3 separate regions of the Homo sapiens genome follow, and regions 1 and 3 are each linked to region 2. A link is a loop called in an ENCODE intact Hi-C map of the cell type or tissue named here. Cell type or tissue: heart right ventricle. All regions are shown on one strand. Each heading gives the region's core, and the rest is flanking DNA. Links, peaks and the distances in the headings are about the cores only.

Region 1 (7,749 bases), core at 1,226-6,225, 400 kb after region 2:
GCGCTAGTGGGAGCGTGAGTCAGGGCAATGGGAGTTATAGAAGGATAGGGCCCTGTCCCTGGGGAGGGTCTCATCTTGGAGGAGCACAGACGTGAAAGTAACCACAGAACATACCTACCCTGCACAGCCAAAGGCAGCAAGGAGCTGCTGTGTTCTGCAGGGAGGGTGCAGGGCATCTAGACCACCAGGGCTGGGCAGGGTATCACTCAAGTCAGGGAGCATCCAGCTCCACACACAGCCTGGGCGGGGCCACTGCTGCTTCCCAGCATGGATTCCAAGGACAACGGAGCACTGGGTTCAACATTCCTGCTGCTCCCATGCTCAGCTCCCAGCACCACTGAAGAGGTCAAGCTTTAATCCAAATACCAACATTCTGCCTCTGCTTGGACCCAGGGACCAATAGCCTTTGCCTTGGAGTAACTGGAATATCTGATATCACCCCTTACATTCTTCTTGGGGGTAGGGAGGCAGGGGTGGAGCAGAAAAAGATTTGCTCTCTTCAATCGACAGCACTGCAAACTATTTTTCCAAATTGAGCCCAACCACATAATGTGCCTTCCTGAGGCCAGAGGCAGAGAGAAGTGTGGTACCAGCCTAGGATGCACGCCTGTAAGAATGAGGCTTTGTTTCCAATGCTGTGTCTGAGGTTCTTTGAAAACAAGCACATTTACTCCAAGGGACACCACGCTAAAGGCTTACAAATGTTGGCCCCCAGCCCAGACCTTGTGGAAGTGGCTTCATGTGGCTTCATGGTACCTCCTGCCTGCCCAGTCTGCTCCTGAAACCATGTACACGAAAGCTGAGCGGGTCCAGCATCCTGCAATGGAGACTGGGCCAGGCGGGATGTGGGTGCTGCCCATGAGGGGAAAGGCAGCCCTGCCCCAGGGCCCTCATCTAGACTTTGCCACACTTGCTGTGTGACTTTAGAACAGTCACTGTCCCTTTTGAATCTTTCATTTTTTGTACATTGGGGAAACCCTCCTGAGGATCTAAGGGAGAGCCGAGGAGAAGGCCTTTGGAAGGGGTGCAACTTTCATCTCAGAAATGCCTGCAGTTGCGTGAGAGGGGCATGGTGATGCTAGTGGCTTTGCTTACCATGCTTCTGGTCCCCCCAGAGTGTGGAAACACCCCCAACGCCATGACCATCCTCCTGGCTGTGGTCGGTAGCATCCTCCTTGTTGGGCTTGCACTCCTGGCTATCTGGAAGCTGCTTGTCACCATCCACGACCGGAGGGAGTTTGCAAAGTTTCAGAGCGAGCGATCCAGGGCCCGCTATGAAATGGTAAGCACGTGGGAAATGGGAAGCAGAGGAGACTTCAAGCTCAGAGGCGTGGTTGAGTTCAGCGGTATGTTAGCAATAGAGGCTCACTAATGTCTTTGGCATTAAAAACAAAAGAATCAACACCAGAAACGCTGTGCCCAGTTCTGGAGAGAGAGAATTGCACAGCCCCAGTGCAGAGTGAGCTGCACAGATCCCTGTTCCAGACCCAGGTCAGGAAGGTCATGGGGGCAGAGGCGCTGGGCGTGCCTCAGGAAGAGTCTGACCAGTCTCAGAGAGAGCACAGACCAACAGGAAAGCTCAGATTCTTATGGTCCATTACAACACTCACACCTGCAGTCTGGTCACCCCAGGCAGACTGCAAATGCCCAGAGGACTGAGCGCAGTCAGTTTCTGCTGAACCTGGGCTTGGTTTCTGTTAAAGCTGGAAGGGACTTCAGAGACCTTCTGACCCAACTCCTCCTTCCAGAGGTGGATAGTGAAAGCTTAGAGAAGGCGATGGCTTTCCTGGGGAACACAGAGCTGTCCTAGAGCCCACGGCCGTCTCCTCCTGAGTGCTCTGCCTGCTGCTGTCGCAGGGGGCTGACCTGGGAAGGGATCCTAGGGCCTGCGTCTGTCGGTTTGAGTGTGTGAGCTAACATGTGTCCTCATCCTCTTCCCCGCCGTGTTCTGTAGGCTTCAAATCCATTATACAGAAAGCCTATCTCCACGCACACTGTGGACTTCACCTTCAACAAGTTCAACAAATCCTACAATGGCACTGTGGACTGATGTTTCCTTCTCCGAGGGGCTGGAGCGGGGATCTGATGAAAAGGTCAGACTGAAACGCCTTGCACGGCTGCTCGGCTTGATCACAGCTCCCTAGGTAGGCACCACAGAGAAGACCTTCTAGTGAGCCTGGGCCAGGAGCCCACAGTGCCTGTACAGGAAGGTGCCTGGCCATGTCACCTGGCTGCTAGGCCAGAGCCATGCCAGGCTGCGTCCCTCCGAGCTTGGGATAAAGCAAGGGGACCTTGGCGCTCTCAGCTTTCCCTGCCACATCCAGCTTGTTGTCCCAATGAAATACTGAGATGCTGGGCTGTCTCTCCCTTCCAGGAATGCTGGGCCCCCAGCCTGGCCAGACAAGAAGACTGTCAGGAAGGGTCGGAGTCTGTAAAACCAGCATACAGTTTGGCTTTTTTCACATTGATCATTTTTATATGAAATAAAAAGATCCTGCATTTATGGTGTAGTTCTGAGTCCTGAGACTTTTCTGCGTGATGGCTATGCCTTGCACACAGGTGTTGGTGATGGGGCTGTTGAGATGCCTGTTGAAGGTACATCGTTTGCAAATGTCAGTTTCCTCTCCTGTCCGTGTTTGTTTAGTACTTTTATAATGAAAAGAAACAAGATTGTTTGGGATTGGAAGTAAAGATTAAAACCAAAAGAATTTGTGTTTGTCTGATACTCTCTGTGTGTTTCTTTCTTTCTGAGCGGACTTAAAATGGTGCCCCCAGTGGGGATTGAAGCGGCCGTGTACTTCCTCAGGGATGGGACACAGGCTGGTCTGATACTCCAGACTGCAGCTTGTCAAGTAAGCATGAGGTGCTCGGGGCAGTGAGGGCTGTGCAAGGGGGAACACTGAGCAGATACCTTTGGCCCCTTCCAGCTTTTACTGACAGAGAGTTCCAGGCTAGACACCATAAAAACCACCCCTTGTTCTGAGGGGCTGAGGCTGGAAATAGATTGTACAGACAAGCAAGGGTTGAGTGGTGGTTCCCACACGAAGTCATCTCTTAATCATCATTAGCAATAGCAGTTCCCTTCCAAGGCCTCCCCTCACTCCCGAAACACTTACGTCCCATGCAGGCCCAATGCAAAAAAACACATTTGAGCTTTTTTCCCGCAGGGCCATGAAGTCCCCTTAAGTTCCCATATCTAAGATGGTTGACTGACCCTCTCCCCTTATGTACAGAAGAGGAAACTGATTCTCAGAGAGGGGAAGTGGCTTGCCCGAGTGTTTGTTAGGAGGTTACTGAATGACAAACTGTTCCTAAGACCCCATCTCATGCTGGCCAGAGGGCCAGCCTCCTCATTCCTGCTTGCTCTTAGAAAATCTTTCACTGATCATTTTTTGTCACTGGAATAACTTCAAGGTTATTATGCTTTCATTCCAAATGGATCTGTCCTCAGCTCTGGACCCAATTCCCCTTACTTCATTTTGGCAAACACTAAGTCAAATAGTGAAATGCCTGTCACTACATAGAACCTATTACCTGGGGCAAATACGAACAGATTGAGTTTCCTTCATCTTGTGTAAATATGATGAAACAGAGACCTGGTAACTTGGTGACACTGTTAAACCCTTTTTGGGATAAAGCCAAATGTAAATGAAAACATTAAACAGATAAATTGTGGTGTTGAGACTTTTCTGAATTGAGAAAAATAAATGTAATTTTGGAAGAAACTTTGGGTTTCTCTCATGTTTAATTTTGGGTTTCCTGGAGACAAATCATTAACTGGCTCAGAATCTCATTTTCTCTAAGGGCACGACATTCTTTTTTTTTTTTTTTAAGAGAGGATCTCACTGGGTCACTCAGGCTGGAGTGCAGAGGTGCAATCTCAGTTCTCTGCAGCCTCAATCTCCTGGTCTCCCGTGATCCTCCCAACTCAGCCTCCTAAGTAGCTGGGACTACAGGTGTGCACCATCACACCCAGATAATACTTTATTTTTTGCAGAGACAAGGTCTCACTATGTTGCCCAGGCTGGTTGGTCTACAACTCCCAAGCTCAAGCGATCCTCCCACCTTGGCCTCCCAAAGTGTTAGGATTACATACGTCAGCCACCGCGCCTGGCCTGGGCACAACATTCTTGAGCCACAGATAGCAAAGGAGGATTTGTTCTAGTTCCACTTGACGTGGAAAGTGAGGGTGTTTTCGTCTGACGCCGAGGGATGTTACGGAACCAGTGCTCACGGTGCCTTGCTGCCCCCTGCTGGAAGCTCTTGGCATGAGCTGTTTGGAGATCTGACTCCCGAGATTCCGACCCAATGTATAATTTTAAAGGTTATCCAGCGAGCTGCAAGTGACCACAAAGATAATCTATTCCAAACGCTTCATTTCACAACCCACCCCCAGATGGGTCATTTTGTAATTTTAAGATATTTTTATCAAAATGGGCCTTTGGCCGAGCATGGTGTCTCACGCCTGTAATCTCAACACTTTGGGAGACCAAGGTGGGAGGATTGCCAAAGCCCAGGAGTTCGAGACCAGCCTGGGCAACACAATGAGACCCTGGCTCTACAAAAAAGAAAAAAAAAAAACCAGGGAATTCTCATTCAGCTTGATTGACTAGTACTTTATTAAACTAACCAATCGCTACCTCTTCCAGGGAAGAAATGTGATTTTTAAATTTGTTTAATTAGGATCAAAGCTTGAGGTGATTATCATGAAACTCTTGGGATGAATTTCAGGTAAGAGCAAACAGATGGGGAAAAACGGGCAGGGAGGACAGAAGGTCCTTCTCTGCTGGAGTATGCCCTTTAGCTCCTCCCTCTCCCTGGAGGACATCCAATACCATGGTTCCTACTTGCTTCTGAGGACATCCTTGTATACTCAGCTGTTATGGAATGGATTGTGTCCCTGCAAAAATGCATTTGTTGTAAGCCCTAAAGCCCCAAAGTGATAGCATTTGGAGATGATGGAGCCTTTAAAGAATGAATTGCGATTAAATGAGGTCATAGGGTGGCACCCTAACTCAATGCAGCTGGTGTCTTTATAAGACCAGGTAGAGACCCCAGGGCTGCAGAGAGGAAAAGCTGTGTGAAGACACAGTGAGAAGGTGGCTGCCTGCAAGCCAACAGGAGAGGCCTTAGGGGAAACCATTTTTGCTGACACTTGATCAACTTCCACAGCCTCCAAAACTATGAGAAAGTTAGTTGTTGAAACCACCCAGTCTGTGATATTTTGTTACGGCAGCCTGAGCAGACTAATACAGCTAGTAACAAGCTTTGAGACTGGCAGAGAGGAGGCGGGGAGAAGTAAAAGACGCAAAGGCAGTGACAGTGACAGTGCTGGGATGAGGCTCCGGAAGAGGTGTTGCGCCTGTGGGGTGTGAGGTGCCTGAGGAAGCTGGGGGTTTGTCCAGTGGGCACTGGAAATGCAGACAGGGCATGGCATGTGAACATGCCTGGAGCTGGGTCACTGCCTGCATGGAGGCTGTGAGCACTCAGACAGCTGTGGCCTGGCTGCGACTCAGCGTTGGGGCTCCGAGGTCCTGGCTGCGACTCAGCGTTGGGGCTCCTCTGGAGGTCCCCCAGCTGAGAAGGCCTAGTTAGGTCTCTCCCACCCGGCATCCTGTTCTCCCCCAGCTCTGGGGCTCCAGACTTCATAGTCAGGACCCAGCTCCTACTCAGGCCTTCAGACCCTCCAGGGGTGCAAACATAAGAGCTGGAGGGAGAAGAATAGGAGAGACAGCTGTGAGGGGGCTGCGCCTGAGGAACAGTTCTTCTCAGCCCCCAGAGGCCCTGCCTGCTCAGTTGCTGCTTTGGGAGGGACCCATGGGAAGGAGGGAAAGACAGTCGCTGCCTGGCCAGCCCCCCATCTGCGAGAGCCACCTCCAAGACGGGTTGGGTGATGTGTCAGTGAGAAGGCCTTCATATCCAATTTCTTTCTCTTGGATGTGAATGTCAGGAAGTCCATCTCTCCCCATGACTGATGCTTCCTTCTGTCATACAATGGGGCCTGTATAATAGGTTTGGTATCTTGATGGTTAGGAAGCTGGGAACTGAATGCATTTAGTGGACCAGAGACTGTTCATAACATGGGGACAAGAGAAAAAGAGGCTCGGGTTCTTAGTGCCACCCCTTTTCCTCTCAACCCAACCCCACTGCCCCCTCCATTAACAACCCCCATCCTCTTCCTACCTTCCCCCTCCACACGTCCTGATCCTTCTGATAGATACCCAGCTGCATAACGTCTTCACTTTAAGATGCCTCGAATTCTTGGTGGAAAAAGGCAAGCTCTAAACAGCAAGGGGCAACCCATCAGGGGCAGCCACCTCACTGACCTGCTACAGTAGGAGTTCCTGACCCTTTTGGGTCATGGGCTGCTTTGACATTCTGGTGAATGCTACAGACACCCTTGTTAGAACAATGCCTATAAATGTGTAACAAAGAAGATGCTAAAAAGTCCAATCCTATTTCTCAGGGTTATCATCTCAGTTTGATTTCAAAAACACCCTCCCTGGAAGACACATCATTGAAAGCTTCATTGGTCCCACCCACATAGAATATCAGATCCCTGTGACTGAAAGCAAACTCCTCATTTGATCCTCACAACTACCCCACAAATACCACATTCAGGGAAGGTATTTCCCCATTTTACAAAAGGGGAGATTGAGAACAGTCACACCTTGAGTGACAGTTGGTGAGACCCAAGCTCAAGAATCCCTTCTCTAGAGTCCTCTGCCCTGCACCTGCTCCTGGAAGAAGTCTGTCTCTTCTTATCCCAGAATTCTGCCGCATGATTGGGGAGTCATCTGAGTCTCTGTCTTGGGGGCATACATCTCTACTGAAATAAAGTGAAGTGCTCTAAGAGCAGACTGATACATTATAAAATGTCTCTCCTTCCTCCTTGAATCTTTCTCTTTTGTCCTCATCACATGAGCAGTCTCTGGTACACACATGTGGAGGCCAAGGCAACTCCATCTTGGAAGTGAATCTGCCATGTTGACTTCTGATTAATTCCTGTTCTGGAAAGCTCTCTAAGATTTCCAGTTTATCTATTGTTCCTTGTGTAAGAGTAGGTACTAACTAAACAACCTTGATGTTATTGTATTTACCACAAGTTCTGCCCTTAAGCCATTGTCCTACACACCCCTTCTTTTCACATCCATCTCTTCCCTGTGGTCTGTAGCCCTAGGTTTAGGGGATAATGGTTCAGGGATCCAACAACTTGTCTCACCACTGCCCAAGAGACAGACATAGCTTCTGTTCTTAAGTCCCTATTAAATATTTCTTTCTGAGAAACTGGGTTTGTCAGGCTCTCTCTTTGACTTCTCAGCTTCCTCAGACTTTGAGGGGTAGGTGTGCACAGGCCTGCCAATGCAGAACAACACACGTTAACAAAAACCCCAGGAACTGTTCTATTTTTTTAAATGAAGGAAGATGACAACTGACACAAATGTCATGTTTCCTCGCACAGAAGTTCAATCCTTCAAAGACTCCTTTCTGTCAGGCCTCTGAGCCCAAGCCAAGCCATCGCATCCCCTTGTGACTTGCACGTATACGCCCAGATGGCCTGAAGTAACTGAAGAATCACAAAAGAAGTGAAAAGGCCCTGCCCCGCCTTAACTGATGACATTCCACCATTGTAATTTGTTCCTGCCCCATCTTAACTGAGTGATTAACCCTGTGAATTTCCTTCTCCTGGCTCAGAAGCTCCCCTACTGAGCACCTTGTGAACCCCGCCCCTGCCCACCAGAGAACAAC
Region 2 (7,749 bases), core at 1,213-6,212:
TTGTGCTTGGCTGTGAGGACAAGGTCACTCCTTTGGAGCTGTAGAAGGGATGGGGCAAGCATGCCTGCCTCTGCTGTCTGCTGAGATTCCTTTATCTCAGGCTCCCATAATCTCCTGATCTTCAACCCCAGGACCTTGACTCATTTCTTATTCTTGAAACTTTTTGCACTGTTGACCACCTATGCTAATTTGAAATGGTCTCTTCCTACTTCTTCCACAATACAACACTGGCTTAGCTCTCTTCTTGGTTTTCCTGTTCCCTGATGTGGGCAGGGAGGCCACGGGGCTCAGTCCTCTGCTATCACGTCACTGTTTTTGTGCCTTTTTCCTCAGAAATAAACTTCCACCATCGCTGCACCAGTGGCTCTCCCCTGCTTCTCCAGCTTTCTTCAATATAGCTCTCATATCGCCAGCTCCTGTCGGATCTCTACCTGGCTGTCTGGGCACCATCTTGAATTAAAGGCAGACAAAGCGAAAGCCCTCAATTTCTCACTCCTCTCTTTAGTTAGCCTTTTCTTCCCCCACTGCCCTTTCCACCAATTAATCAACAAGCCAATAATCAGCTTATCATCTGAATGCCTATCACCATTTCCCCAAGCCTGGAAAACTTGGAAAAGAACTTTTATTTCTCTGTCTAGCTTAAGCTCTTTTATCCTTTACAACCCCACAGTTCTCACCTTAGATTAGCACATGTCATTTCCTCTGTGGGCCATTTAGATAATGTCCAAATCAGAATTTATCCCTTGAGGATCTTCCCTTTGGTTGTCCCCAGCCATTTCCTAAGGGCGACTGACACCTCCTATGCACTGAAGCCAGATCACTTTTCGTAAAACAGTGCTTTGCCTCGGTCACTCTCCAGCTTAAGCAGCATCAGTTGCTTTCTATTGCTATTGGACAAAACCCAAACCCATTCTGTTTGCATTCAAAGAGCCACATGGGCTATCCCTAAATTTCCCATTTGGTTGTATCTCCAATTCTGCCCCTTTCTGAACAATTCTCCGCAAAACGTGTTTATTCACTGATTTATGAAGCATATGAATACAGCTCTCCTTCTAATTCTGGAATTCTCTTCACCATGCCGTATTAGACCTAAGTTCTTGCTCTTGGATGAAGTAGTTCAGGAAATTGTACATGAAGAAGGCATGGTCTGAAATCCAGGATCCCCTGTGTGGTCTTGAGCCATGTTAGATGTTCTCAGCTTTGGTTTTCTCATTGGTTAAAAACAAGGATGAAAATCATATTTACATCTCCAGGCTGCCTTCCTGCCTGTCTTAGCATGGCTGCCAGGCCCAAGGCCCGTGGAGATCCTTTGGGTGAGGGGCTATAACAGTCTGCTCAGGACCCCAGGGACTTTAATGAGGGCATTTGGGACTCTGGTTCCTTGTTAAAATTTTTAAGGCTGGGTGCTGTGTCTAATGTCTATAATCCCAGCACTTTGGGAGGCTGAAATGGGTGGATGACCTGAGGTCAGGAGTTTGAGACCAGCCTGGCCAACATGGTGAAACCCCATCTCTACGAAAAATACAAAATTAGCCAGGTGCGGTGCATGCCTGTAGTCCCAGCTACTGGGGAGGCTGAGGCAGGAGAATCTCTTGAACCCGGGAGGCAGAGGTTGCAGTGAGCCAAGATTGTGCCATTGCACTGCAGCCTGGGTGACAGAGGGAGACTCTGTCTCCAAAAAAAAAAAAAAGTTTTAAAAATGTACTGATGAATGCTTTCAAGTATACAGGAAAGAGTATAACAGATATTCATTTATCCACCACCCGAATTTAATGGATATTATTTTGCCAGTTTTGCTTCAGAGCTCTATTTAACATAAAAATAAATAAAGCATTACAGATGCAGTTTAAGCTGTACCTTCACCGACCCCGTCCTGTTCCCCAAGGGACCACTGTCCGGAGGCTCATCCTCCCCATGTGTTTTTATTTTTCTACCATATGTAGCTGGCCCTAAGTGATGTCGGCTATTGTTCAGCGTTTGAAAATTTTATATACATTGTATCATACCGCATGGATCCTTTCACTTGATAAATAATTTGAATGGTGAGTGAATGATTGTGCAATTTGCTTTCTTTCAGCCAACATATTTTCGCAATTTATCCATGTTAATGCATGTCATGGCATTTCATTCATTTTAACTGTTCTTCGTGCAAGGGAGACACAGAAGAGTTACTGAGTGGTGAAAGTGGTGTGAGAGGGGTTTGCACAGGGCACCCGGGTCTCCTGGCGCTCCCCGTACAGTCGGAGAGTCAGGAAAGACTTTTTAGAGGAGATTGTCTGGGAGCTGAGTGTTAAGGGAGACGGACGCAGAGGCCTTGTCTGCCACCCAGCGGGGCTTGGGCTTTATTTTGGGGGCAGCGGGAAACCTGACTCAAGTTCATATTTTAGAAAGATTGCTCTTGTCCCAATACGGAAACTGGCCCAGGATAGGGATGAAGAAAGGAGGCAGGACTCACTTGAGAGGCTGCTACGGCAACTCAAGAGAGCCAGGCAGGGCCTCTAGGGTGGAAAAGAGACGAGATGGGGGTGGGGTATGGGGTGAGGCCAAGAAAAGGGATAAGGCTGACACCTGACTGGCTGGCTGGTGGCTTCACGTTCTGGGACTCGGGAGGAACATGGCAGCTGGAACAGGTGTGGGGGAAATGGCGAGGCTAGTGTGAGAGGTCAGCCGAAGACAGTGGCCCAGATCTCGGAGGTGTGGTCAGGGCTGGGGTAAAGCGCCCCGCAGCATGGGAGCAGGAGAAGCGGTGGGCTGGGCGAAACGCTTGGGCAGCCTGTGCTGGTTTGGAAGCGGAAAGAGCCATATTTGTTGAGTGAATTTAATTTACCAGAAGAGGCATTTTCACTGTTCTATATATTTTTAAAAAAACCTTTCTGACAAAATTCCAAACATACAAAGTGGGTAAGCTAAAAATCAATATTCTTTACCCAGAAACACACCCAGAATCTCCCCAGGTGGCTGTTCCACTCGGGATGCAGGGAACACATGGATGTTCTGGCTGCTCTCTGGGCCTCGCAGCTGGCCTGGCACTGTGTCTGCGGAGGGCCAGGCCTGGGGTCTTCCTAGGATGCACGGTGCTGGCCTATTATAGGTATTCAGGAAATACTTGTGCAAAGAACGAACACACTGCGTGGAAGGTTGTGATGCCTGACTCAGTGGCCTTTTCTGCCCGGACGGGTGAGGATGGCTCATCCATGGGTGCCTGGAGGGAGCCCTCCATGCCCCCATGGGGAACATCTGCCTGGGTCCCCCTTGGATGGGGCTCTGTTATCCTCCTGAGATGAAGAGCCAGCAGTTAGCTACCACCAAAATTCTGTAGAATCGTCCTCCCAGCAGGGCGTGTCCCCGAGTCTCCTTTGTGGCTCCCTTCGCCATGTGGTGGAAGGGCATCTACATGTCTTTGCCAGGAAGGGTCTTCTGGGCTCCAGTGAGCTAGGGCAGCCTGGAAGGGCCCTGCAGTGCCCGGGATGGCCTCTGTGTGGAGTTGTGATTCTGACTGTTTGTTTTCTGGCCTCTCATGGCTGGAAAGGCTCGTCCCAGGACAGCGGGCTCAACCCTTCCTCACTGCCCACAGAGGTACTAAGAGGAAACACTCTTTTGCGTGAAATGGCTGTGGGATCCTGGCATTCACGTTCTCCTTCTGGGCTGGTGGGGTGGGTGATGCTACACAGCATGGCCTTCCGCACTCTCTCATGTGACCCTCATGATGATGGTGGGAGGGAGGTGGGCTGGGTTGCTTTCCCCTCCTCAAAGATGCAGGAACAGTGACCTAGAGAGGTGAAGTAACTTCAAAGCCCAGGCCTCAGTCTCCAGCCACCTTCCTGGCCCAGCAGAGAGGAAGAAAGTCTCAGAATAGCTGATGAGCGGTTTAAGTGGGGGCCCCAGCCTCACAGCCTGGCCTCCATCCCTGGGGTTCTTAACCCTGTCTGCACATCAGAAGCACCAGGGGAGCCTCAGGTGTGGAAAGAAGAATCCCAAGCTCCACCCCAGACCGAGTAAATCAGCACTCTGGGGTGGGCCCATTGGTCTGTATTTTCAAGTGCTCCTGGTGCTACTGTGCAGCCAGGGTTGAGAACCTTTGCCTTTCAGCCTCTACTCATGCAGGCTCTGCTCTGTTATCTGCAGAGATGGGCGCCCAGGCTCAGTGGAGGAAACCAAGGCAATCCAGGCCAAGTACCTCAGCGCTCAGGCCGGCAAGACCCTGGAGACAAGACTGTCATCCCCTTTACACTGGGCACAGGCTCAGGGCCAGGACTGGAACTCTTCTTCAGTTAGCCCCTGACGTAAGGACTGGCTCCTTTTCCTCCTGCATTTCCCACTCGACCTGCACTCAGCTGAGGGCCACAAGTACAGCAAACACCTGCTTAGTTGTGGGTGTGGATGTGTGTGACGAACTGGGAAGGAGCACCAACTCTGTGTCAGGCACTTTGCATAGATTATTCTATTTATCTTTGAAACAACTGAGTGAGATGGGTGAGATGGTTATTCCAGTTTTACAGACAAGGAAGTCAAAGCCACAGAGAGGTTATGCAACTTTCTTGAGTTTGCATAGTCCGTGGCTCAGCCAGGATTGAAACCCAGAGGCACCTGACTCCAAAGCGTGATTCCCTGGTGCCCCCTGGCACCCGCTGGCTCTGGGGTGCCCTTGGAGGAAGTTGGTGAACTCCTTACTGCTTCCTTTCTCCTTTCGGATCAAGGGGGTCTGAGAACCTGCCAGTCTCCGCTGGGCCCGTTCATGCCTGGTTAAAACTGTTAGAGGTGAGCCTCTTTAAGGGGAAGCAGGAAATGAGATGTGGACTGTGAGGACCAGGAGCTGAGGCGGCTAAAACATACCTCCCCAGTGCCACCAGGAACAGAGGCCATAGACACGCTCAGCTCAGGACCAAACTCAAGTCCCACGTCAGGCAGGGAATGGTGTCCGGCCAGGCAGGGGCGCTCCCAGCTCAGCCCACAGGGCCTCAGCAGCACCTCCTGGAGCACACAGGGTGAGGCCAGCTTGGGAGCCCAGCTGCTCGGCCCCAGCCCTCTGCATCCTTGGCCTTGGGCAGTCTGACCCCAGCATCAGGGAGAATTTCTGCCCCTTTCTTGGATGATTCCTTGGAAGGTTGTGTTAATCAGCAGTATGAAGGGATCACAGGGCCCCTAAAGAGGCAGCAGACCTGCTGGAATTTGTGGCCACAATGAAAGACATGGGAAGCACCAAGTAGCATTTCTTTTTCTTTTTTTTTAATTTTTTTTTTTTTTGAGACAGAGTCTCGCTCTGTTGCCCAGGCTGGAGTGCAGTGGCGCAATCTCAGCTCACTCCAAGCTCTGCCTCCCAGGTTCACACCATTCTCCTGCCTCAGCCTCCCAAGTAGCTGGGACTACAGGCGCCTGGCTAATTTTTTCTATTTTTTTTTAGTAGAGACGGGGTTTCACCGTGTTAGTCAGGATGGTCTCGATCTCCCGACCTCGTGATCCGTCCACCTCGGCCTCCCAAAGTGCTGGGATTACAGGCGTGAACCACCGCACCCGGCTTTCTTTTTTTTATTATTTTTGTTTTTGAGACAGGGTCTTGCTCTCTCACCCAGGTTAGAGTGCAGTGGTGTGATATTGACCTACTGCAGCCTCAACTTCCCAGGCTTAAGCGATTCTCCCACTTGTCAGCCTCCTGAGTAGCTGGGACTACAGGTGTGTACCACCTGTATCTTTTTGTATCTTTTGTAGAGACAGGGTTTCATCATGTTGCCCAGACTAGTCTCGAACTCCTGGGCTCAAATAGTCCACCTGTCTTGGCCTCCCAAAGGGCTGGGATTATAGGCATGAGCCACCGCACCTGGCCCCAAGGACCATTTCAAACCTTTATTAGGTTTCTCCTGTCTTTTTTTCTTTTTCTTTCTTCCCATCCCTTTCTGACTCTGACTCTTTTTCCTCTTCCTCTTTTTCTGGTTCTGATCTCTTTCCCTCTGCCTGTATCCCTAGCTGGACCCTTGGTATGAGCTACTGGATAGGGGTTTCTGGCCAGGCCTGGGATCCTTCCTCTTACTGCCCTCATTCCTCTTTGTGAATCACCATTATGTATGTTAGTTACTACCTAGGTAGGTACTTGTTGTATTGCAGATGCTGATAATGAGCAGGTGTTTGGAGGATCCAGAGTGGGTAGCATTGATGATTTAGTCTTGAAAAGTTTACTCATTTGCTAGGTCCAAGCGCAACATAGGCCAATTACCATGTCCCGCCTGCCACTTGGCTGTGACAAGAAAGTTCTTAAGACCAAAAACAATCTGAATCTGGAAGTCCTCGCTGGTGCTAAGGGAGGGATGAAACCCAGGAGGTGGAGTTGGGGCTGGTGGATCTGCACCACGCTCCTGTTGCTTCCACCCTCCGTTGGCTTTGTCTCTGGTGACGTGATCTAAGGGACCCTGCTGATGGGATTGATACTGGGATCGCAGAAAGGTGGTTTCACTGGGGGCTCCAGGAGTCCCAGGTGCCAGGGTTGCTCCATGAGTGGCCTGTCTCAGCAACATGAGAGCCTTGAGGACTGGAATCTATCTCAGTCAACTCTGTGTCCTCCAACACCAGCACGGGGCTTGCTGTGGGCAGGGGCTCAATAGGTTTGCTAAGTGAATGAATTAAGGATGAATCAAAAACAGTAAAAGAAGTACAAGAGAAAGGCTCTGGAACCCACATGGAGGTGTGGAGAACCCTAGCCCCTTAGCTGCTTATCTGCAGTCGCCTGGGCGATGGATACTCCCCAGGCCTCCCTCCAGAGAGGCGCCAACCTTCCTGTGTTGGCAGCAGTTCGCAGGTATTCCGTCTACACAGAATGGCAGAGGATCGCACAATGCCTGTGTGGAGGCCCAGCCCAGGGTGGGGCCAGCTTGCAAGCCCAGTCAGACCTTCTTGGGAAGAAGGAAGGAAGGAAGGGTTGCAACTGAGAAGAAACTGTGGCTTTGAAAGTTTTCCTCCAGGGTTTTTTTGTTTGCAAGGAAAGGAGATGCTTAGGGAGGCGTTATATACTGGACAAAAGAGTGCGGCCGGGTCAGTGGTGAAATCAGAGTGCATGTCTTTCCCACAGCAGGTCAGCAGGGATAGCTTTGTCTGCGAATGCCCACGTGCTGGGAAGACGTTGCAGCCTCTGATACAACAGCTCTGTGTTCCTTAGATTTTTTTTTTTTTTTTTGAGAAAAGTACATGTGCTTCATATTACCTGTGTCCACAGCACAGATGTAAGTGAGTAAAATTTAAACAAGGATCCAGATAGCTGGGACGAAGAGTCTCTTGACCTGTTCTTTCCGACTGTGCAGGTTTGAGAGAAAGACCAGGGATCTGGCAGTGTTGGCCAGATATTCCTGCAGGTCAGTTGGAATCCAGTTGGGGATTTGCTGATGTGAAACACTCATGAACAGTCACAAAACCAAACATATGGGGCCAGAAAGCAAGACCGACTTGACCTTAAACAAAATCCTCCTTTGCTTCTGAGCTACACGCCAGGCAAGACAAATTTAGGGAAATAGGAATATGGATTTCTATTTGTTAAGAAAGATACAGTTGTTTCTCATCAGGCTTTTCCAGTTCTAGCACATAGGATTGCAGTGACCTCATTTTTGATCAATGGCCAATGCATTCAACTGTCTGGTGGAATAATCTATTAACTGGGCACCTGCCAATTGTCTAGAATAGGAACTAGCTTAGGCATATGTTTTAAAAAATGATAACATTGTTATGAGCCCTGCCGAGACAAGAGGATGGGAAGCCCAAGCAGGTCAG
Region 3 (7,749 bases), core at 1,226-6,225, 120 kb after region 2:
CCTAGGGTTCAAGTCCATGTTCCAAAGACCTCTGTTAACTGGTCTTCCCCTCGTTGGACCCCTGCCAACCTCACCCCTTGGTATCCCTAGAACTCTCTCTTGCTTCTTAGCCTTAAACATGGAGAGGAAAGAGCCAACTTTCATGATTTGAAGTCAGAAAAACCAAGTGCAACAGCCCTCACCTATGGTCATCTGAGGAGACCAGATGAACGCATAGAAAGCTATTAGGATTGAATAAAAGCAGTATGCCAGGTGTGACCACAAAATAAGAAGCCTTTGAAAATCAGTCACACTTGGACCTCTGTGGTCAATGAGTGTTCTTCAAATCAGAACCTTTGGGGGTTATCAATACGTGCTTCACAAGTGTTTGAAGGAGTTGAGAGCCACCTTCAGAGTGTGTGTGAGCCACATGAGCAACTCCCTTGTGTTTCTTGCAGCAAACCTCCTGGATTGAAAATGGGGTTGCGGATCTCTATCTACTGCATCTTTCATCAGATCGTCTTTGAAGTTTTGTGTTTCCAAAATAATCCAACATCATTATCAAGGGATGGAAATGTATCATTATTCAGGAAACTCAAGAGAACAATATTCTGCAGGCTCTATTGAAAACTAGCCAGTTGGGTCGGGCACAGTGGCTCACACTTGTAAACCCAGCACTTTGGGAGCTGAGGCAGGAGAATTGCTTGAGGCCAGGCATTCAAGACCAGCCTAGGCAACATAGTGAGACCTCATCTGTATAATTAAAAAAATATATATGTGTGTGTGTGTGTGTGTGTGTGTGTGTGTGTGTGTATGTGTATATATATATATACATATACATATATATGAAAAAAGAAAAGTAGCAAATTTTAGAAAATGGTTTGAGCAATAACAGTATTGATGGAATAAGTATTGTCTTATTGGGACCTCTTTGAAGAGGACCATACTCACTTGGGTAGGGGAATTCTTGTGGTTTGTTAGGAATTATTTCTAGTACAGTCATGCTTTATGGTAATGGAGTGCTACTGGCTGTAGCTGCTAGCAGAGTTGGGGAGAGATGCCGTGGAGCTCTGGCGGGGGTTGGAGGAACTGTGCTTAACCCCTTCTGCTTTCTGCCTCTGTGGCATTGGATAGCTGCCTAATGTCCCTAGGCCTTAATTTCCTCATATTAAAAATGAGGATAATAAAGACTTTCCTGCTCCTAACAAGGTTTTTGAGGAGGAGCAAATATAATTATGACTGTGAAAGCACTTGTAACTGGACAGAGCAATGTTTTAGTTGTGATATAGTGAACTGGCCATGACCTTGGGCAAGTCATTTAACTTCTGTACCTGCTTCCGTATATGTAAAATGGAGACGATAACTGTTTTGTTGACTTCAGTGTTGTTGGAAGGATGAATGGAGCTGATCCACATGGACGCGCTTTGTAAACATGCATGTGCTGTGTACGTGTTGGTCATGAATGCTTCCCGGGAACACATCAGGCGTTATGTCTCTAAGAGAGTCAGGCATCAGGAAGAGGTAGACATGGAAGGATGAGTGGAAAATTGGAGAGGAGTTGGAGAAAGGGAGAACATTGCTGAGAAATCTCAATAGCCTTTTCAGTTGTTCGTCTCTGTCCTGTCATCTGTCTGTGATTGCCATGGCTAACGCTTTCCCATCTCTTCTGCCTCCCACCAGGTGGGATGTCCTTCACAGCTCTACCCTTGACCTTCTGCCTCCCCCTCGGTTCAGTGAACATTTATGGAGCACCTGCTATGAGCCACAGTCTCTCATAAGAGACCTAGGATTGCGAGAGAATAAGCTAGAATTGTGTAACAAGATAAAATAGTCCAGAGGGAGAGAGTTGTCTCTGGGGAATACTTCTTGGAAGGGGTGATCTCTGAGCTGATTTTGCCAGGAGGCCGAGGGGAAGGAAGTAGGACAGTCTAGGTAGAGAGAACTGTGGGACAAAGGCAGTTCCCTGTTTTCTCCGAGTGGGTGCTTCCAACTACAGTCCAGTTCTGTGCCTTCAGCCATCTGCCAGCATTCGCACAGGTTTAGTGAGCTTCACTTTAAACCAACAGGTAACAGTTATAAATGCAAACACATCATCTCTTCCTCCTCTAAGACCTGACCTCCCTTTGCTTGCTAATGGTCCCACTAATCTCCCAATAATGCACTCAAACCATCATCTTCGTCTCTTGCCACCTTTTCTTACTTACATGAAATCAGCATGGACTCCTCTCTCTCCCTTCCTCCCATCCTTGCTTCCTCCCTTTCTTCTAAATCGTATCAGAGCGCTGAATTCCATTTGGACAGTGAGTTACATAGGACATCAAGATGTCATATCCCTGTTTGTGTCAGGAAATTGCAGTTTGGATCCCAGTGTCCTTAGTGAGACATCCCCGAAGCCCACAAGGAGGAAGCCTAGCTCTGTCCTTTCTGGCTTTTGCTTTCAGTACATGTTACCCTTTCTCTGGAGCGCTCAGTCTTAGTTTTGCCCTTTCTTATTTCATTCTTTCTCTATTTCTGTATTTTTTTTAAACTGGATTTTCATTGCAGTCAGACGGACCTGGGTTTGGATCCAGTTTTACTATTTGCTGTGTAACCTTGGACAAATTACTTAATCTCACTACACCTCAGTTTCCTTATCAGAAAAGTAGGGATAATAACGGGAGGACCTCATAAGGCTGTCGTGAGGATGGATTGAGACAGTCTATGTGAAATGCTTAGCACAGTGGCTGGCATGGAGTGGATGCTACCTACGTTTTGGCTGCAATATAACAATAATAATCATTACTATTGTCCTGCTCTGGTATGTCTTTTGAAAAAATTCCTTAACTTTATTTCTTTTTGTCTTATTTCTCTTTTCAGCCCCCGTCCTTGCTTCCTCTTTCTCTGTTTTATCTTTCTTAAATGGCTATGGCATACAACTGATTTTTTGAAATACTGGTTATATTTGAATAGAATGTCAGGTTTCCTAATCTTGATTTACAAAACGCATTAGCAGACTTTACATTTCTCCCTTAACTAGATTTTAGCTTCTCCCCTCGGAGGCCCTGGAGCTCCCTCCCATCAGCCAGCACAGGCCTCAGAGCCCTTGGTGCTGAAACATCACTCCACGGCTCCATTTTCTAGCAGTCGTCAACGCTCCAGACAAATGATGTTTCTATGATTTCCTCAGAGTCCTGGGCCACTTCACAGAGGTCTGTCGAGTAAATTAACTGCAGAGCTTCTGAAAGTCAGCCGCCAGCTGTGTGGACACCGGGGCCCGGGCCCAGGCCGGGCTGCCCAGTGTGCACACCCCTGGGAGCAGGCCCGTTTCCTCCCGCCCCTCCTGCACCCGCCTCTCCCCCCTCTTCCTCCTCGGAACCAGGATGTTTTTCCTCGCCTTTTTATTGTTTCGCTAACCTGGCAGGTCTCCTTTGGTGGAGCCCTGCCACCCAGCTTCCTCTCTGGGTGTGATCAAATGTGACGGTGACAACACAGGAGACCCGGAAGGCCCGCACCACCCCGCTGGCACCCTTGGCCTTCGCGTCCAGAGGGGACTGGGAGCTACCAGCTTCAACTTCTTTCTAGAAACTCCCCCTTTACCAAAGAGCCTCCTCTTCAGCCACTGTGTTGGATGTTTATTTGTCAAAGGATGAGAGGGGCAAAGAAAATGGAGGCAGCAAGGAAGGTGCCCCTAGAAACAAGGTAGACCCCCTTTCCTCCCTGCAGAAAGCCTTTTTGTTCACTTATTTAACCAACTGGGAATCTTCTGACCTTTGACCCTAGGACTTTTCCTCAAGGCCTTGGAAAAAAAAAAACCTATAGAATTCCTTTTAAAGCAAAGAGCTTGAGGTCACTCCAAGGTCCTTCATCTTTCACTCCTGCTGGGATAGGCTGTATCCCTCCTTCATGCCCGAGGCCACCTCAGAGCCAGTTCTATTTCTGGAAGGCTGACCCTGACTTGGGAGCTCCAGGCCAGGCCTCCCCTGGGTCTGGGTTCAGTCCAGCAGACGTCTGTCACCCGGAGAGAATGCTCAGCTGAACAAGAGCCGACCCCTCACAGGGAGGGGAGGTAGATTTTACTTTCTTCATCGCTAGAGCGCTTGCAGGGGAAGCGTTTTAAAAATCTGATCGTCAAATCTCATGTCTAGCACTTTCCAACATGCTTGATTTTTCTTAGGGCTGCTTCTTTCAGAGCAAGAACAAGGAAGGAAACGAAACTCCCTGAGAGCCCTGGACAGTCCAGATCGAGGGCTGAGTCTTTTGTTCACACAAACTCATTTGGCTTCTAAACGTCCTCCACCCAAAATCATTACATCCGCAGCAGCATTTCAAAACACAGCCCAGAGTGGCCTCGCTGAGTGGGCGGCTGCTTTTCTGGGGAGGCTGCAGCCACCTTCCCACAGGCCCCCAAGGTTCTTGCATGTCCCAGAATATCCCGCTGCTGGCCACCGGCCTGAAATCCCCCTCATCCGGAGGACCCTTGGTGGAAGGTATGAGGCAAAGAGGGCCTGCAGGGGAAGGGCCCCTGCTGTCTGAAGGGGACTGGGACTGGCAGCCGTGGAAGGGAGGATGAGTTTCTAATCCTAACCTTGCCCCTTCCAAACTCCCAGGCACAGTCTCAGTGTCTACCCCTGGGGGGCCCGTTCTCACACCCCAGAAGCATCATAGGGACTTATTAACATGGTCCAGCTCTCCTGGAACTCCTTGAGGTAGATTCTATACCTGATTCATCCGTGTAACCCTCACAGTGTCTTGCTTATGGTTGGTGCTCAGTAAATACATACTTTTTTATTTTTTTATTTTTTTTGAGACAAGAGTCTTGCTCTGTCACCCAGGCTGGAGTGCAGTGGCATGATCTCGGCTCACTGAAACCTCCGCCTCCCAGGTTCAAGTGATTCTTGTACCTCAGCCTCCTGAGTAGCTGAGATTACAGACATGTGCCACCATGCCTGGCTAATTTTTGTAGTTTTAATACAGACAGGGTTTTGCCATGTTGGCCAGGCTGGTCTCGAACTCCTAACCTCAAGTGATCCACCCGCCTCGGCCTCCCAAATTGCTGGGATTACAGGCATGAGCCACTGCGTTTGGCCTAGTAAATACATACATTTCTTATTGTAGTAAAATATGCACAACATAAAATTTACCATTTTAACCATTTTTAAGTATACAGTTCAGTGGCATTGAGTACAATCACAATGTTGTTGCAATCATCGTCACCATCTGTTTACTGAAATTTTTCATCATCCCAAATAGAAACTCATTAAATAATAACTTCTTGTTCCTCCCTGCTTCCAGCCCCTGATAAACCTTTATTCCGCTTTCTGTCTCTGTGATTTTGCCTATTCTTGATACCTCATGAAAGTGGAATCATGTAATATTTGTCCTTTTGTGGCTGGCTTATTTCACTTACCATCATGTTTTTAGGGTTTACCCATGTTGTAGCATGTGTTAGAATTTCCCTCATTTTGAAGGCTGAATAATATCCCATTGTACGTATATACCACATTTTGTTTATCCTTTCATCTACTGATAGACAGCTGGGTTGCTTTCATCTTTTAGCTGTTGTGAATAATCCTGCTATGAAAATGGGTGCATAAGTGTCTGTTTGAGTTCCTGCTTTCAATTCTTTTGCATATAGACCCAGAAGTGGGATTGCTGGATCAACTCATAACTCTTAAGGTTTTGAGGAACCGCCATACTGTTTTCCACAGTGGCTGCACCATCTTACATTCCCACCAGCACTGCGGGAGTGTTCTGAGTTCTCCATATCCTCGCCAGCATTTCTTTTCCATTCTTCCTTTTTGATAATAGCCTTCCTAATGGGTATGAAAGTAAATATTTTTTGAATTTATAAATGCTACTCATTGGTGTATTGCAGATTTGAAACTGTTACTATACCTCTTGGACCTCAGTCCTGTGAAGGTCAGGTTATTTGGTTGCTATGGTCCCTAAGGGTAGTGGTCACCTTTGGAGAGGGATGGGGGCACCAGAGACAATCCAGGTAACTTTGGCCAGAATGAAGGATGTAAAGCAGTATGGATGCTAGTCAGTAGAGCTTGCCACACGCCGGAAATCAGTTTAGCAAGAGCTTCTCTCTGCTCAATCTTCACTGGTTTTCATTTGAAAGTGGTCAGTTAGGAAAGACACTGGAATGAAGGAGCTGGGCTCTAGTCTCTGCTCTGCCACCTATTTTCTGGGTTAACCTGGGCAGGTGACTTATGTACTGAGCCTCAGTCTCCACTTCTGTAAAATAGGGCAAGAATTACCCTCCTGCCTGCCACTCAGAGGGTCAGAATCTAAAGGGATAATTTAGGCCATGAAATTATCCTGTGAAAAGTGCTTTGTCGATTGTAAAATGCATGGGAATTTTTTTCTTAATTTGATCTGTGGGAAGAGAAGCACAGATTCATTCTCCTGGAAAGGACCTGTGAACAGTAGTCTGCCCCTCTTCAGTCTGTGGCCATCCATCATACTCAAAGGGGAATTTTAAAGGAGGGTGCTAAAAGTCCTTTAAAAAAAAAAAAGCCTGTTTTCTCCCCTCCCTGTGTGAACAATTAAATTTTAGGAAAATGTTTTAAAATGACAAAGAAACCCACTCTCATAGGTATAAGGATCCATTGCTGGTATCTAAGACAATGTTATATTTTCATTTGATTGTGGTCCACCAGTCCCCAAATTGAGGATCCCAGGAATGCTCTACCGGGGAGGCAGGAACGGGCAATTCCACAGCTGAGCATCAGTGTCTTACTGTTCTGGAACCGCTCCCTTTTGAGCAATATGACCTTCATCTTTCTTCTACCAGGCGACACCCTAGAAAGACCTAGGGACTTTCTGTAGGGCTGGTCTCACTGCCTTCCTCTTCACTGGCTCCTACCTTTAATTTTGTCCTATCCTTCCCTTGTCATCTGCGTCTCTGTCACTGGCTCTTCTCCTGTCTCTACATTCAAGTTTTCCCGGGAATCAGTCCTTGATCCTTGATTTTTCCCTTCGTATGTCATATCCTGTCCTTTCTCCTAATCAACGGTCCCAAATCTTTAACTGTCTGCCAGACATTTTCCCTTGGAAGTTGTAACATCACCCCAAACGTCACATATCAAAAACAGACTTTTCTTGTTCCTCAAGCTCATTCTCCGTTATGGCTCCACTCTTTCTCTCTTATTCTTTTCGTTATGCGTAAAAATCCTCTCTGAGTTAGAAGCTGATCTAGAAGTCCTCTTGCTCAGTCTTCCAGCTAATAATGTGCAGCTGTTGTCAAATCAAGTCTGTCTGATTCCAAAGCCCGTGTGATAGGCACCATTTCATTCCTCTTAGAGAGAAACAAGGTCAGCACAGTTGTGTTTCAAGCTGCAGTTTGGCTTTTTGTGGGGGACTTGTTTTTTTTTGTTGTTTTTTTTTTTTTTGGCTCTGTTCTTTTGGCCAGTGCCTTAAAGCCTCATGGAATAAGCTGGAGTGTGATGGAATGAGCCCTAGGTTCAGACTGTGTCTGTACTGCTAGTGAGTGCGTGACCTGGAACAATCACTTAATCTTTCTGACCCTCAGTTTCCCCATGTGCTATATGAGGATAATAATACCCGCTTGACAGGGTATTAATGAGATAATGCATGTGAAAATGTTTAGCACGTGGTAAGCCCTAAATAGATGTTAGTGAAATCTGAATCCAAATGGAGGGAAAAGAAAATAAAGGGCTTGTTCTTCAATTGTGTGCCCCAGAAGCTTGTAGCTGGCAGCGCTTGTCATTTGGCCCGCTGCGGGGGTTGAGGCTGAGGTGTGGGGGTGGGGTGGACCCTCCAGGA

Evidence for each region. Hi-C counts contacts between places; a loop is a spot of excess contacts. Peaks named below come from ENCODE experiments on the same cell type or tissue, not always from the same donor. Only the 100,000 strongest peaks of a DNase experiment are listed, where the experiment ranks them.
Region 1: a loop joins it to region 2, with 2.7 times the contacts of the local background. A loop is called at or near these places in 9 of 110 quality-filtered maps.
Region 3: it touches region 2 in a loop (3-fold over the local background); 18 of 110 quality-filtered maps call a loop at or near these places.

What each region holds. Positions count from the first base shown.
Region 1 is chr3:124,757,924-124,765,672 of GRCh38, reverse strand. It overlaps ITGB5 (integrin subunit beta 5), which reads left to right. Exons shown (of 15, transcript NM_002213.5): 14 at 1,116-1,282; 15 at 1,955-3,725. The coding sequence ends at 2,050. Among named protein-coding and RNA genes, the nearest start is that of MIR544B, 29 kb to the right of the region's middle. RefSeq lists enhancers at 4,097-4,391, 4,928-5,517, 5,518-6,107, 7,658-7,749. In heart right ventricle, for the core only: a CTCF peak has its summit at 4,257 (motif pointing left); a DNase peak (open chromatin) is centred at 4,202; H3K27ac peaks cover 1,130 bases.
Region 2 is chr3:125,161,094-125,168,842 of GRCh38, reverse strand. The region is part of intron 5 of SLC12A8 (solute carrier family 12 member 8); the gene reads left to right. Among named protein-coding and RNA genes, the nearest start is that of MIR5092, 13 kb to the right of the region's middle. RefSeq lists an enhancer at 4,392-4,461. In heart right ventricle, for the core only: CTCF peaks have their summits at 3,469 and 4,931; a DNase peak (open chromatin) is centred at 3,472; H3K27ac peaks cover 726 bases.
Region 3 is chr3:125,039,442-125,047,190 of GRCh38, reverse strand. All of the region lies in intron 1 of HEG1 (heart development protein with EGF like domains 1), which reads left to right. Among named protein-coding and RNA genes, the nearest start is that of HEG1, 13 kb to the left of the region's middle. RefSeq lists an enhancer at 2,805-3,318. In heart right ventricle, for the core only: no CTCF peak of the experiment used is centred there; DNase peaks (open chromatin) are centred at 3,261, 3,928 and 4,300; H3K4me3 peaks cover 2,248 bases; H3K27ac peaks cover 5,000 bases.